Linked DNA regions of Mus musculus: region 2 is linked to region 1. A link is a loop called in an ENCODE intact Hi-C map of the cell type or tissue named here. Cell type or tissue: left cerebral cortex. All regions are shown on one strand. Links, peaks and the distances in the headings refer to the core of each region. The heading gives the core; the rest is flanking DNA. Region 1 holds the start of Gm36313 (a long non-coding RNA gene). Region 2 holds the start of Gm47715 (a long non-coding RNA gene).

What was found. A loop is a pair of places that touch in the nucleus more often than their neighbours do. Peaks named below come from ENCODE experiments on the same cell type or tissue, not always from the same donor. Only the 100,000 strongest peaks of a DNase experiment are listed, where the experiment ranks them.
Region 2: a loop joins it to region 1, with 4 times the contacts of the local background. A loop is called at or near these places in 4 of 42 quality-filtered maps.

The regions. Positions count from the first base shown.
Region 1 is chr10:25,147,499-25,155,839 of GRCm38, forward strand. Gm36313 (a long non-coding RNA gene) reads right to left here and starts at 6,642. Exons shown (of 4, transcript XR_380207.3): 1 at 3,096-6,642; 2 at 225-339. In left cerebral cortex, for the core only: no CTCF peak of the experiment used is centred there; DNase peaks (open chromatin) are centred at 3,461 and 4,130; H3K27ac peaks cover 854 bases.
Region 2 is chr10:24,994,891-25,003,231 of GRCm38, forward strand. It overlaps Gm47715 (a long non-coding RNA gene), which reads left to right and starts at 5,137. Exons shown (of 5, transcript XR_001779744.1): 1 at 5,137-5,168. In left cerebral cortex, for the core only: no CTCF peak of the experiment used is centred there; DNase peaks (open chromatin) are centred at 2,711, 5,164, 5,296, 5,529 and 2 more places; H3K4me3 peaks cover 423 bases; H3K27ac peaks cover 2,616 bases.

The DNA of each region.
Region 1 (8,341 bases), core at 282-8,281:
ACATTCTGGTGGCTGTTCTTTCATGACTCTTTCTATGTCTGTAAAGCTCATCATGGATACTCACACACTCACACATTATTTTGTATAAATGGACGTTATCAACGCATGAGTTTTTTTTTTAATTGTCATCTCCTTCACAATGCATCTTTCCATGTTTAATCCAAGACTTATTTGCTCAGTTGAGCCCCTGATGAACATGGTCTTAACAAGGTAAAGTTTCTTACCTCTGGGGCCTGACATGGCTCTATCATAGTTCATCATGCTTTGAGGCCCATCCTTCTAGACTGTAAACCTTCCCAAAAGCTAAGACCATGTCCATCTCCACTTCCAAGGTCATATCTGAAATAGCATCGTATACATGGTAGGCATTTAATAAAGGGATAAAGAAACAAAGGCATGAATAAGGGAAAGGGGGATAAGCGAATCTAGTTTGAGAAAAGTCTTAAATGGTCCTAACTAAATCAAAAGGCATATCTTCAGATTACTTGCCTTCTCTATTTCTCAATTTTATGTGCTGCCTTCCTCAAGGCATATATAATTTATATTTAAGTGTGTAAGCTTGTGTTTGGCATTTGATATTATCTCCAAAATGCAAAGCTTCTAAAACTTCTAGAATATGTTCAGTAAGAATAATCTTTTTGTTTCTCAATCTTGTCAAGGGAAAGTAGAGTCAAAATTATTTATAATTTGATGTGTGCTGATCCAGAAGAAAGCCATCCAGGTGAGCACATGACATTGTCATTGTTTCTAATATTTCCTTCCTAGAACAGGGTCTGCCAGGCCAGACTAGCAGGGGACATTATATGAAAAACCAAAATTTAAAAACCTGTAAGAATCCTGCATGAATCTTCCTAAAATACAGATGAGGTAAATAAAGTTTGGGTTCTGTACTTCTAATAGGTGTCCCAGGGATTCCTCTGGGCCATGGGCAACCATCTGGAAAGTGAGAGCCCAGAGAACAAAACCAATATTATAAACTCCCTTGCTAAGAGCTGTAACTGAAGCACTGGGTTACCACAGGTGTGACCATGATCCACCTTTTTTTGGATACATTTTATAAAAAGGAAGAATAAATGTAAGTTTGATCATAGCTCCAAATGACCTGAAACAGCTCACATGGACACTTGCTACCAGGTCACTCATCTTTTGGGGGGTCTTCAATGGTTTCTACTGAAGCCAGAAAAATCTTACAATATTTGATTTTAAAAGATCATCACCTTTTGTATCAATGACAATATTCCAACTAGATAAAAATGCTTCCAAATACCAAATTGAATGAGAGAGAATAAGTGAAAATGCCATGTTGTGCATGTAACTTAAGCTCATAGGATGGAAGGCTGGGCATCTCTAGGGCAGTTATCTCCTGCCTAAAGAGAAAGCAAACTGCCTACAAGGATGCACTGAACCCATAGGTCAATTTGGGGAAAACTGATATCTACAAAACATTGACCCTTCTATCTCATAAACTTGATTTTGCTCTCAATTTGGTTAGGACTTCTTTCATGTCTTTCAGTAATGCTTTATAATGTTCACCCTGCAACTCAAGTATATGTGATATATTTTCTAAATTGTCCATGTTTGGGGATGCTATTTCAAACAGTTTTTAATATTTTGATCCAATTCTCATTGATAAAACACTAAAGAGACAATTCATTTTATACCCTGACCTTTTGTCCTATGACCTTGCTAAGTTCTCACTGATCCTGTAAGCTATAAGAAGTCTATAGGAACTTCCATCTATACAATCACATCATCTGTGAACAAAATCCACTTGGACTGCCTTTTTCTCAACATTCCTTTTGGTTTATGGTTTTGCCATTGCACAGGCTCCATCTCACCATCTAATGCTGAGCAGACAGCATCTTCTTCACTTGTCTCATTTTCCTTTCATTTATTTAGCTTTTTCCCCATGACTTCTCCTTCTCTGCCTCCTTCCTTTATTTCATTCATTGACTCTCTCCACACTTGCCCTTAATAATATCACATTTTATAGTAGTTTTTCTACCTTAGGTTTATTATCGTTAGTGAAAATTTATGGGTATTTATCAGTTTTAAGTGGATTTCTATGCCTTGCAACATTGGACGCTATTGCTGTTGCAGCAATTTGTTGTTCCCTCTCTGGGTGGCACTGAAGACTGAACTCCCAAGAGTAGGTTGATAGTTAAGATCCTCAAATAAAATCAGATAAATACCCAATGAGATGTAAACATTTCAGCATAGAAACCCAAGACACCTGGAAAGGCAGCATTATTCCACCATGGGATCATAATTCTTCAATTCAAACTGAAGATAATGAAATGATAACATACAGGATGAAGACTTCAATTTGCTGGTAAAAATTATCTCCATCCTCAGAGAACATAAACAATCAGAGGAAATTAATGGAAGACATGGAGAGGAAAGCCTGCTATAGCCCAGAAAGAGTCAACAAAGTCAATGAGAAAATCAACCACATGGATAAAAAGGTTACCAACATGAAAGACAAATTCAACAATTTAACTGAGGTTTTAAAACACTAAAAGAAACAGAATTTATTCATTGGGAAGATAGCAGACAAGTCCCCAAATGCACAGAATGAAAAAGGCATCTAGACACGAGAGTCTTTTATAACCACAGTCAACATGAGCAGAAACAAATCATTCTATCCATACCATACTATAGTCAAAAATGTCAGACGTGCAAAGCAAACAGGCAGTATTAACATCTAAGAACATATCAACTTGCCTGCAAGAGCAAACCCTGCAGAATAACAACATCCGATTTCTCATCAGCAAAAAAACAAAAACAAAAAACCAAGCTTAGACAATAGCTGCCTGGGCCAGGCTTGAACTCACTCTGTCACTTAGGAAGAACTTAAACATGTTGCCCTTCCTCAGTTGCCCAAACAGTGGAGAGTACAGGCTGACATCACCAAACCCCAGTGGCTAGAAAAGCGACATTGAGTCCACATGCAGTGTGTTTGGACATACAGATGATAATGTGTGCTTGTTGCTGAGGTGGGACCAACATGACCCGCTTATGTGACAAACAACCACAGAAATGCAACACAACCCAAAGGGAAAGCATTATATTTTGTAGATTGCATGTTTTTCTACCTTTGTCATGGAGCTCACTCTAGCATTTCCAGAGGAGAAGGGCAGACTCATGGTAGTCACAGGCCCTCAGAAGTAGATGGTTATGAAGTTCTCTAGCAGAGAAAAAAGAAGGGGGGTGGGAGGTGGGGTGAGGGTGGAGATGAGAATAAGCCGAATCCTGACCTTGTGTATTTAGGAGATATAAGCTGACAAATGTCTACCTTATTTTTACAGCAGACTATAGTCCCAAACCTTTGTTCAAAAAGCTATGTGCATTTGATTTTTGGTACCATAAACATGAGAAAACTGCAATTCATGCATATTTATTCACACATCTGCTGAGCTTTTTGTGGACAGAGGCCGCTAAGACACTCCAGAAAAAAAAAACAGGAGCGGTACTAGCATTAGGAGAATATATTCAATGTGTCATAAGAGCATGGAGAACAGTTACCTCCTATTGCTATAGTGGCTGTCAAATCTATGCCATTCAAAATATATCTTTCATTCTAACATTATCTGCTTCAAAAGGGGGTTACTCAGAGTAGAGTTAAATTTATTTGCCCACTGAGGCTCAGACTAGTTCTTCAGAATTGGTACCGTGTTAGCTGAAAAGGCCAAACAGGAAAGGGTTTTGCACCACTGCAGCACAGCAGTGGTGATGTGCAGAATTCCATGCTCCGACCAGTCAGTCATTCCACAGCTCTTCTGGACTATGAGTTTTTCATACTTCCAGACATGCAGCTTTAAATCACAAAGAGAGAACTGGTCGACCTCAAAGGAAATGGAACAGAAAATTAAAACTGAAAGCAAAACCATTTGTAATTCTGGTATACTTTAAAGAAAACAGCAGGAAGCACAGAATTGAGCCCACTGGCAAACTTGATCCACTCAAATAGTCTGATATTAGTCCTTTGAATAAAGCAAGCAGGTTTTCACACAGCTATTATCTGGGCTGAGTGGCCCATCTTCCTCATCCCACAACACATCTGCTGCTTCATGGAAGCACACCAGTGAAAATCACCAACAGTAGACCAATTTGCAAATTGCTCCCTAGCTATCTCATCTAAAATTGCAAGCAGCCATCCCCTACACTAGGACGTACATGTGCGTGTGGGCGTGTGCGTGTGGGCGTGTGTGTGTGTGTGTGTGTGTGTGTGTGTGTGTGTGTGTGTATGTGTGTGTGTGTGTAAGAGTAAGACAGAGCTGGAAATAGAGATTGCTCTTTATTTACTCTGCAACTATTGATCCATCTGTCCAAAATGCTTACCTCGATAGACATTCCAAAGCACACCACTACTCCCTTTCCTAAAAACTGGTGTTCAGTATATGAAAAAGCAGAACTCAGCAGCAAAGAGAATGTATTGGTTAAATGGGAGGTAGGAGTAATCCCTTGGGCACTTCGAAGGGAGCCATGTCACATGCTTCTGCTCCAGTTTCCTTCAACCCCTTCTTCCTTCTTCGCTCTCCTTCCTCTCTTCTTCCTCCTTCTCCCTCAAACTTTTCAGCTCCACCCTCTCTTCCACTGCCCAATCACTGGCTCTAGCCTTTATTTTTTACAAGTTAAAATGGGCAGAAGGTTCACATGAAGTCACCTGAGTACAGGGTTCACTCCTTAGTGCCAGGAAGCCCCTCTTAGGGAAGTGGAATTAGCCTCAAAATGCAAACAGCACCAGGGCAATCCACAAGAAGAATACACATTGCTTTTGTCACCTGTAGGGAAAAGGTAACATTTTGGTGGTGCCTTTTGACATTCTGGGCTTTTCTGACTTATTCCTTTAGGCTTATTTTCTTAAAAAAATAAAATAAAATAAAATCATAAGTATTCCTTTTATGTGTTAGAACAAGTGAAAGAACTCAAGTTTCATAAGCTGATGTGGAGCATCCCACATCCAGTCTCCATTAGTACTACTGTTGGCACCGTCATGTCAGCATCATTAGCATGTTAGTGCAGCCTTATTTCTGGCATCAGTACAGTGGTGTTACTTCTGGGTCTGCTAGGCTCTCCAATGCCTCATATCTAAGAAATAGAGCTCAGATCATGTGCTTCCAGGTCAGGTAAGCTTTCAATACCACATACATAAAACCTAGAGCTCAAACGGAAGTAATCTGCCCTTGCCTTGACCTTTCAATGTTTCCATCTCCCTGGCTTCCTTCGGCTTCTTTTCTCCATGTTTGGGGGCCACTGTTTTTAAATTTATAACTGAAAGGATAATAAAAAGTCAGACATTTTTGTTTTCTTTTACCAAAAGGTAAAACTTACCATATATATATTCTCCTCTTTTTCCCCCCTTCACTTTTTTCCTCTTCAAAAGGAATGGTTTCTCAGCATGCAGGGAGTTCAATTCTCAACCTGACAGAGGAGGAGGAGGGAGAATACAGGAGAGGGGAGGAGTTAAAAGAAGCATCATTATTTCATTACTTCCGTGGTTTTGAGAGGTGCTTTGTGCAGGAAACTGCAAGATATCCCAAGGTCAAGTTCTCAGCACAAGGAGATTTATTTGTTCCAGAAGGACAAAGGGCCAGAAATAAGATACAAAAACAGGAGACAGAATGAGGGGAAATAGGAAGAGAAGGGAAAGGGGGCAAAGGACAGCCTCCAGAGAGAGAGGTGGCAGACAATTTATAAAGGTAAAAGCAGAAACTCCACGTTAGGATCAGGTGTTTAATTTTAATTGGTCATGTTAATTAGAGGAGTCAAAGGGGGGGCTTTTAATTGCCAAACTCAAGTATTGGCACACTTTGATAGTTGAACCTTGAAAAGAGGAAGTGGCTGTACTGGCTAGTTTTGTGTCAACTTGACACAGCTGGAGTTATCACAGAGAAAGGAGCTTCAGTTGAGGAAATGCCTTCATGAGATCCAGCTCTAAGGCATTTTCTCAATTAGTGATCAAGGAGGAAAGGCCCCTTGTGGGTGGGACCATCTCTGGGCTGGTAGTCTTGGTTCTATAAGACAGCAGGCTGAGCAAGCCAGGTGAAGCAAGCCAGTAAAGAACATCCCTCCATGGCCTCTGCATCAGCTCCTGCTTCCTGACCTGCTTGAGTTCCAGTCCTGACTTCCTTGGTGATGAACAGCAGTATGGAAGTGTAAGCTGAATAAACCCTTTCCTCCCCAACTTGCTTCTTGGTCATGATGTTTGTGCAGGAATAGAAACCCTGACTAAGACAGTGGCCAAACAAGGGGATAGACCTTGGTAATCAGCTCAAGGAATGTAATCTAAGAGTTTTTAGCAAGGCAGAGGGAATAGGAGAGAAGGGCAAGGCCAGCCAGAGCCATGTTTGACATGTGCAGGCTAACTAGAGCCCCTGAGTCTGTCGCATTAGTATATATCAATGAAGTCATGTTGTCAAAGTATCTGAGGTGGACTAGCATTACTATCCCCACCCACACCACCACTGCTCTCTTTAGCTTCTTTCTTTCTTTCTTTCTTTCTTTCTTTCTTTCTTTCTTTCTTTCTTCCTTCCTTCCTTCCTTCCTTTCTTTCTTTCTTTCTTTCTTTCTTTTTTTCCTTTCTTTTGCCGTTTGCAATTTTTTATGAATTAATTAATATCTAGCTATATATATATATATACATACATATATATATATATTGAGCGGGTAAACCAAACAGCAGACCAGGCCAAGGTGGTTCCACGTGAGAGAGGTTTATTGTGCAGAAGTAGAGAGGCGGCGAAGCGGGTAGAAGGGCAGAGAAGAGGGAAAAGAGAGAAAGAGGGGAGAGAGGAGAAAGAGAGAAAGAGAGAGAGAGAGGAGGGGGTGATCTCCTAATTTACACAGAAAATTACGTTACACCAGTGAGGGTGGGAAGTGAGCCAAGTGGATTGTGGAATTGAGGGCCGTTGGCCTGGCAACGCAGGTCAAGGGTCACATAGTTAGGTCAGGGCTAGGAGTGTCCTGGTACTAATGACACCTAGGGTGCTGTTTTATTTTTGATGCACAGCTGCCATGCATTATCTTTAAATGCAGAGTCCCTAGAAGAGAGAAATGACTTCCTTCTTTAATTACTGTGGATGCAGACATCTGTAGGCTTTCCATGTTCTACAAAGAAAAACAAAACAAAACAAACAAACAAACAAAAGAATCCTGGGTCAAACATTTTTCCATGTTTCTTCCTGATGGCAAATCCTCATGATAAATGGTAGGGAGAGCGACTATTCCCTGGTTTCTTCAGCCACCCTCCACTTACTGTCGCTGGCTCTCTGCCAGGTTTGTGCTTCCCAACCCTGGAGAACAGTTGAGTCCCTGCCTCCTCCTAGCTGTCCTCAATTCCCTGCTGTCTTGTCCCTTGCTGTTGTGACTCCATGTATCCTTTATCCAAGACTGAGTTCTCCTGAAGTCTTCTTACCCCTATTTTCACTTTCCTGGTTCCTGATATGATAAAATCTCTGGGTCTGAGACTTCCTCTGGAGGCTTGAATTCCCAGCATGCACCTGTGGCAAGTGAACCTCAGCCATCCTCCAGATTCTCAGTCCCACTTTAGAAAGGAATTACGTTCGATGATTGGGAGAGGGTAATCCTTCTGGAATGTTCTTTGCATATAAATGCATCAGTCACCTTTTGGAAATCTCATTCATAAGTATAAACATTTTATTCATATTGTCCTCTACAGCATATCTTGCTTAACATATTTTCTCTGCTTTGTATTTTAAAATAATTGTGTCTACCTTATTCCTCTGTTACTGCTATTGTTGTTTTAATTTTTAGACTTATTTATTAATTGAAGCTGTATGACTGTTTTGCCTGTATGCATATATGTGCATCATGTATAGGTGCCCTAAGAGGTCAGAAGGGGTCATCAGAACCCCTAGAATTGGAATTAATGGGTGGTTGTGAGCCACCATGAACACACAGATCCTTTGCAAAAGCAACAAGTGATCTAAACAGCTGAGCCATCTCTCCAGACCCTTGGTTTTGATTTATAAGATGGGGTCACATGTAATCCAGGGTAACCTCAAGCTATCCATGTAGCTGAAGATGACCTTGAACTCGTGGATTCCTTGCCTTCATCTGCCAAGTGCTAGAATGCCTGATCATTTTATTCTTATTTGAGTTATAACTGATGTTATACTTGTAATGAAACATTTGGGTTTTGGTGGTGTTACCTTCATAAACTATGATGTAGTGAACACCTTTGTACTTATAATTTTGTAGAATCACACAAATATAATTGTCGATAACAGTGAAGTGGAGCTAATTTCAGGGCTAACATTACCAGTGTATTCATCACCAGAGATTTCACCAAACTGTGCTACCAAAGTGTGGCCTCAAG
Region 2 (8,341 bases), core at 268-8,267, 150 kb before region 1:
TTTGGAAGGATATGAAGTTTATCCTAAAGTCAAAGGAAAGAATAAGATCAAGTTTATTCATTGTTGTATTGAATCACATCTGTGCTATTTTAATTTTTTTGATCATTTACTTAGCTGTGACTATGACCCATCTTGTGCTACACTGAGAATTGCAAATGAGTTAGTAGGGCTTGCTGAGTCTAAAATAATGATTATCTGATCCTTTATAGAAATGGTTTGCTAACATCTGTTTTAGAAGGACAGGTTTGAATGAATAGTGGAAACCAGGGTCAGAGGCAGGAAGTCCACCGAAAGCTAGCTCAAGTCTTCTGTGAGACTGTCAGGATACTATGATACTTCCTATACATAGGTGGAAATAAGACCTGTGGTCACATAGAGAAAATATGATGTATAAATCATGCCTTTGGCTTTGCTTACTACATCTGCTATCTACCATTCTTCCATGGGAAAATGCACTGTCCCATCCCTGAAACACGAAGCTATCAAAGTCTTCTGTGAAAAATGTCAGGAGTCTGAAGATGGCTAGGGCAATGGCAATGAGGAAGGGGCCGAAGCTTCAAAGATACCAAGGGATGGCTCAGAGACCAGCTATGTTAGCTAAGAATATAGAAAGGTAAGAATTCCAGTCATACTGGGCTTTAAGGTGGTAACTATAGTTTTAAGACAGTATACTCAAGAGAATGATGGACAGAACAGGCCCTCAATGGAAACTTGAAGAACACAGGCTAGACAAGAAGGGCTCTCATAAGGGATTAGGAAAGAGCTTCCAGCCAGGTGAGAGGATAGTCAAGGATCACTCTGGATGGAGGTGAAGACCTGAATTTGCCATTGGGTTTGTCAGGAAAGAGCAATTTCTCTGGAAAAAGCAAATGAACCTACACTAAACTCCAGTGGGGCGATGAATGATCAGTAGGAAAAGAAATAAGTAGGATATTGTGGCAGCTTCATCAAAATGTCCCCCATAGACTAATGTGTTTGAATACTTGGCTATAAAGAGTGGCACTATTAGATGTGGCCTTGTTGGAGGAAGTATGTTGCTGTGCCTGAATCTCAGAGGAGACGTTGAACTTTGGACTTTTTATCAGGGTTGAGATTGTTATAGACTACAGAGATTTTTGAAGTTGAACTGCATGCATTTCTGCATTATATTGTATCTGTAAGCCTATGGTGGCCAGGGAATGGAATGTGGTGGTTTGATAGAAGTAGCCCCCATAGACTCATGTGTTTGGATGCTTGGCCATGGGGAGTGGCACTGTTAGGAGGTCTTGCTTTCTTAGAGTAGATGTGTCCTTGTTGCAGGAAGTGTGTTACTGTGGAGGTGGGATTTGAGGTCCTATGCTCAAGCTATAACCCAGCATGGCACAATGTCTTTCTGCTTCCTGCAGATCAAAATGTAGAACTCTTGGTTCTTCCAGCACACCACCATGCTTTCTGCTAAGGTGATAATGGTCTCAACTTCTGAGACTGTAAGCCAGCTCCCATTAAGTGTTGTCCTTATAAGACTTGCCATAGCCACGGTGTCTCTCAACAGCAATGAAACTTAACCAAAACAGACATTGAGGTGGGCGTGGAGCAACCTGGCATCTACTGACTGATTTGTTGTTGTTTCATGTGTTATAATAAGGGATCTCTGCTAAGATGATGGTGAGAGGCAGCTAGGAAAGGGAGGTGCAGCTGGTGCTGGCCTGGAGAGTGGCTACTACAGAGGGACTCAAACTTGTGGTTTGAATGGCGGCCATTGTATATACAATAGAAAAGACAGATGAGAAGGAAGATCCAGAGTTTTGGGGCATATATAAGAAACTACCTGATGGCTCTGCAAGCCGTGTGATTTTCTCCTTTAGTGAAAAGGGGCTTAAGTAGAGAGTTGAGTCTAGCGTTTCTTCAGTAAGCCTTCATGGCAGCTCTGAAGCCATCGGAGACTAGCGATAGTAAATAGGATACAGGGAGTCTATTCTCCCACATCAGCGGAGATTCTAATATTTGGCTTAACCCAATTAGGAGTAAAAAAAGCAGTAAGTGTGACCTCAGCAAACTCGGCCCCTTATGGGTATGTCTTCATTCATTTCCAAGATTTCCTCCAATCTAAGACTGAAGTTCAAACAATCAGGTTGTAGTCTGAACCTAACTTGTGGCTAAGCTGTGTCTGTGGTGGTTTAAATGTGCATAGCCCAGGGAGTAGCACTATTAGGAGGTGTGGCCTTGTTTGGATAGGTGTGGCTTTGTTCGAAGAAGTGTGTCACTGTATGGGTGGGCAATATGATCCTCTTCATAGCTGCCTGGAAGTTAGTCTTCTCCTCGTTGTCTTTGGAACAAGATGTAGAACTCTTAGCACCTCCTGCACCATGACTGCCTGCATGTTGCCATGTTTTCTGCCATGATGATAATGGACTGAACCTCTGAAACTGTAAGCAGCCCTAATTCAATGTTTTCCTTTATAAGAGTTGGCTTGGTCATGATGTCTCTCCATAGCAATGGAAACCCTAACTCAGTGTCCAATGTAGGCGTGCTTAGATTTCTGGTTTGGTTGAGTCTGAGTAGCTCTGGAGGGCTGCCGAGGTAGAATCTAAGCATGCTTTTCTGACCAGCACTAGAGAATCATATCTATAGAAAGAGGCCGTTTTATCTTAAGGGACTGAAGAATCTACAAAGTGACATTTTTAGCCGTTCTAACAAAGGAAATATAGGATTGTATAGACAAAGATAGCAAGCTAAGAGAATCCCAAAGGGCAGATCAGCAGCACAGCATTTTCCTAGCATGCAGCGATCCCTGAGTAGGATCACGAGCACTGCAAAAAAATATATGTTCAAAGGAGGAAAGGGCATCCAAAAAGAGTGTCTTGCTACTTTGAGTTCCAAAGAAAGAAAATGCCACTTAACTACAAGGAACAAAGTATGGAGTAAAGGTCCTTTGATGAGCAGGAGTGAACTCCGGTGACTTACACCCTGGCATTGGTCCAGTTCCCAGAGAGCAGAGGAGATGCAGAACACAGCAGAGTGGATTTGGTGTCCAAGGAAGCTGGAGGCTGCACAATGCTGTGATTACACGGCATCCTCACAAAAGTCACAGTGCAGACCTCCCTTCAGGGTGCATTTAGAAACATCTTGACAGTGTGCTCCTTTGCCAGAGGGAAGCACTCTCTGGTGGCCTGAAATCACAGACTTGTCACCATTTCACTGACTGTCCAGTTTCTAATCTGTGCTTTGCTGACCCCATAAAGGTTTTCATAAGTGAAGTCATTTTGTTTTTATATTGCAAGCTGACTTTCTGTTTCCTCTCTTTAGAGATGGCAGCTGTGGGTCAAGAGCACTTTCCATTAAAAATAGGTTCTGAAAAACTAATGTGTACCATGGTGATAATAGTGTGTTGATGTACTAGAAGTTTGCACAAAGAATAGAGGCTATTTTAACATGTATACATACCGAAGGTAACTAAGAAGGAGATAGATTTATGTTAGCTAACTTGGTTGTGAGATATATAGATGATATAGTAGTAGATAGATATAGATAGGTGATTTGATGATAGATATATTAGGTAGAAAGGTAGAAGATAGACAGATTAGATCAATTAGATAAATACATAGATAGATAGATCCAAATATTACACTGCCTATTTTAAATACATAGGATTACCTTTAAAATTATTCTTTGGTGTGTGTGTGTGTGTGTGTGTGTGTGTGTGTGTGTGTGTGTGTGTATGAAATTCAAGATTTTATTTTGGACGTTTCAGACTCCGTTGGGCAAACTTTCTGTCTGCAGTTGGTTGAATATGCAGACCAACCAGTGGAACCTGCAGTCACAGAGAGCTTTGTAGCTTGAGTCCAGAACAATGGAGTGTGGAAATCAGAGCTCCACATAAGAAGCCTAGATTTGAAGGCAGGGATAAGCTCTGGGTTGTGGCTCATGTCTATGGTCCCAGCACTCGGAGAGATGAGTCAGAAGAGCTGCTGAGAGTTCTAGGGCAGCCTGCTCTGGATCCTGAGTTTGAGAAACAAATGAACTGTAAGTAAGTTGGGGCTGAAAGAAGTTATTACAGACAGGTCTGGGTGGGGAACGGAGTTTAGCATCTTAGAAACCACAAGAGGAAAGAGGGGGTCAGGCACACCAGTGGGCTTCCTACTGCCTCCTCTTTGGTTCTATCTAGGCCTCTCCCATTTTTGGAGGCATTGCCCATTGTCTTAGTCAGGGTTTCTATTCCTGCACAAACATCATGACCAAGAAGCAAGTTGGGGAGGAAAGGGTTTATTCGGCTTACACTTCCATACTGCTGTTCATCACCAAGGAAGTCAGGACTGGAACTCAAGCAGGTCAGAAAGCAGGAGCCGATGCAGAGGCCATGGAGGGATGTTCTTTACATCTTATGTTTAAACCCTGTACTATATAAAGCTGGCTTGCCTCCCTTGGCTTGCTCAGCCTGCTCTCTTATAGAACCCAAGACTACCAGCCCAGAGATGGTCCCACCCACAAGGGGCCTTTCCCCCTTGATCACTAATTGAGAAAATGCCTTACAGTTGGATCTCATGGAGGCATTTCCTCAACTGAAGCTCCTTTCTCTGTGATAACTCCAGCTGTGTCAAGTTGACACAAAACTAGCCAGTACACCCATATACAGGGTAGCTCTTTTTCCTCAGTTGCCATCCTACATGCCAATCATCTCTGGAAAGGCCTACATAGATATAACAAGTGATTTACTGATTTCTTAGGTATTGCTTAGCCAATTAAGTTAACAATCAACATAAACTACCACATTCTGTATATTAATCTATTGAAAAATATAAAACATATATTAAGAAAAATATGTTCAAGATGAAAAATTGAAAAAAAGATTTCTTCCTAAATTATTTTTCTAGTTTGATGTAGCCCATTTGCCATAGGAAGGTTTTGTTTTGTTTATTTTGTTTTAATGATTAGATGATTCTAAGTTCCATCTCATTGAGAGAGGTTAGCCTTATGTTTAAACCCTGTACTATATAAAGCTGGAACACTACTGAAAATCCGTCAAAGGCTTTTTATTCTATTCGGATAAAAACATTTGAAGCAAAGGCCTATCTGAGTTATTTTTATGTGGCCGAATGTAAATCCTACCCAGAATCTTATCCACAGCAAAGCAATCTGGGAAATGTAGTTTTAGTTCTTCAAGCCATCTGGAATGAAAAGAAGACAAAGAGGTAAGTAAAAGAGACTTCATTGTACTTTGAATTATTAGACCCATCTCTTTGGGCCACGAGTCACTGTGAAAACAATATCTTTAAGAGAAACAATAACAAGAAAGCTTGAGTTACAAGAAGACGACATTGGTAGTGAGACTGAGTCAGCACCAGGCCGTATAATAAGTAGATGTGAAAATGTTTCTTAAAGACAGTAGTCTAGCCAAATGGGAGTTCTGGCTTCAAATTCTGAAAAGTCTGTCTGACAGGAAAATGAGCAGATTGACGCTGCTGCAGCAGAGGACAGGGCTAAGCCACGGCGCAGGCTAGGAATGGAAAGAGAGTCTGGAGCCGCTGTTCAATACACCGGGAGGGAGAGCAGCCCTCCTTGGGTGTGGTTCCCGCAACCACGAAGATAGCTAAGGGAGGAGGAAGGGGTGGACTGAACGGCTTCTGAGGCCTTGAGATGCTTAAGCCAAACCAAACTCTCTTAGCCACATTCCTTCCAAATTCTTGCTAAAATGTCTGATGGTGCAAATGTTAACTCTTGGCTTCTTTAAGATAATGCGGGTTACTTCTGCTCTTAGACCACAGCAAAGCTGCCTGTGCCTCTAAAGCTGTAGCCAATGTGCAGTGCGAACCTGGTAACAGAACAGTCCTAGTCCTCCCACCCCCTCCCCGCCGTGTGTGTGTGTGTGTGTGTGTGTGTGTGTGTGTGTGTGTGTGTGTATGTGTGTGTGATTTCTCACCATCTAGTCACCCTGCATTGAGTCAACCCTTCACACCTTGTGAGCAGTGCATTTTCAATAATACTCATTTGGGATCACTCCCGTCCCTTCCTGGTAGGAGGCTGATATTATTTTCCACACCTTAAAATCAAACACAAACTCAGACACTTGAAGAAATTTTCACAAGGTCACTGAAAATTAGATGGAGACGCAGGGCGCTAACAGGATGCTTAATTTGCAGAGTCACACAGCGCCCCACACAGCGCCCCCAGGCTCCACAGGGGGGCTGCCTGACAGGCCCAGGAAAATGCAGTGGTGGCTTCAGCCCTACTTTTCAGTTCCTGCTTTTGAATGAGCAAAACAATCACCATGTTTTTATAATTTTTAAAAAGGAAGAAAGAAACAGAACGAGAACCATTGACAAAGCCACAGGAAGGCTTCGAGGTGCACCGCCTGGGCTCCATCTTACTCTTTGTCTGTTTTATCCAATTCTAGATCATAACACGTCACTAAGAAGAGGTTTTTGATGTTGTTTATTTTGTTTTGCTTTTTGTTTTTTAATAAATCCACATAGAAAAGGTCTATTAGTGGGCTGCCTTGTTAAATCTTTCTCTGTGTTGTTTTAGCCACAATGAGAAAAAGGCTGGGTGAGTGTGGCGCCCTGTGTGCTGCCGCCTTCGGTTTCTCTAAGCCTGCTTCCATCTGTCCATTTGTGAATTATTCAACCAACGCGGAGCAGCGCTGTTTGGGGGTGGATCTTTATAAAGGGTGAGATTGAAATGAGCTCTCAAACCCACTCCTAGATCCTCAGTTCCCTGATATACCTCAAAAAGAGGAAACCTCATTGCCAAGTACAACACAGGCAAATGTGGCTAAGGGCGGATTTTCATCGCCAGCTCTGTAGGAATTCTACATTTTTCTGAGAATATTTAAGTTGATTTTAAAGGGGAAATGGAACTCAAAAAACGCCATTAAGCTCTTAATTCTCATATATTTTTCCTGAAATAATTTCCTTGAAGGCTCGGTCCTAGTATAGCTTGAAATCTTGTGGTCATGCTTGAAGCCCTGGGGAGAGGCAGTGGCCGATTGGGGAGCAGGAGAGGAGAAGCCAGGCACCCATTCCCACAACCTTAAGAGCCACTGCTGCCATCCCTAAACTTTTCCTCCTGATACAAAATGTCCTTTGAAATATTTTGGCAAGTAAAAGTGAAACTCTTGGGCCTGGTGGTGCAGACGTAGAGTGCTCATGTAGAGCACAGAAGAACCTGTCACCCAGCACACAGAAACCTATGCCTGATCCTGGGACTTTGAAGGCACATTCATACCAACACCCCGCCTACACACAAATAATTTTTTTTTCTGAAATAAGCCCAATCTTATAAATCAGATTAGTATATGCCTTAAGAGTTACCCATACGATTTAGAAAATAAACCAGGACTACAGAGATAACGAAAGCAGTTTTATTGAGATGTTAAATGTTTAGAGCTGTCTGTCATTTATTGCTGGTTCTTTTTCCTCCAGTTTGTCTGGTTTGTATGAAAAGTGGAATAATGAGAATTTGTCCTTCCCACACAGTTCAACCTTGGTTGATAATATCAGTCTTAGAGACTCATGGCTTCCTTTTCCCAAGGCATCTCTCTTATTTAGGACAGGAGCTAAGGAACAGTGTCTGGGGGTGGGAGTAAGGTCAGAGTTGCCTGACCTGAGATTGAAGTCTGATCAGCGAATTGATGGTGGCTTGTGGGCAGAATAGTGGCCATGCTTTCTGGCAGGTGGGGATGGGTGGGAGGGGGTTATTTGTGTGTATGCGAGGGGGGGTGTTGGTGTGAATGTGCCTTCGTAGTACTGGGATCAAACAAAAGTTCTGTGTGTGCTGGGTGACACAGGTTCTTGTGTGTTCTACATGAGCACCCTACCGCCAGGCCCAAAATTTTCACTTTTACTTGCCAAATATTTCCAAGGACATTTTGGATCAGGAAGAAAAGTTGCCTCAGTGTTGTGAGTGTAGGCTAGACCCTAGAAAGAACACCTTGAGTTGGTAAGACCTACATGCACCTTGTTGATACACCAGCTAGAAACACCTGCCCTTCTTGTGCAACCACTACCATTGACAGCAACCACAATGACCAAATGCTAAGGAGCTATTCACATAAGATTCCTGGTATATTTGGATAAGCCAAGAGAACTGGCATGGGGGGGAGGGGGAGGGATTGATGCAGAACACAGGATTTGCCACAGTCACAGCAAGGTGGATTATAAATAGGAAAAGAACAGTTTTCACATGCACACAGGTGTGTGTACACTGCTGTGTTATCAGGAGACTGAAGATCTAAGTTCCAGTTCTAAAACTGATTCAGTGATTTGGAATTAAGTAAATGATGGCGAATAATATTAAGGATGGGTTTCCGATGCTTCTTAAAGTTAAACCTTTATATATTTATAAGAAACATGCTTCGCTGGTCGTT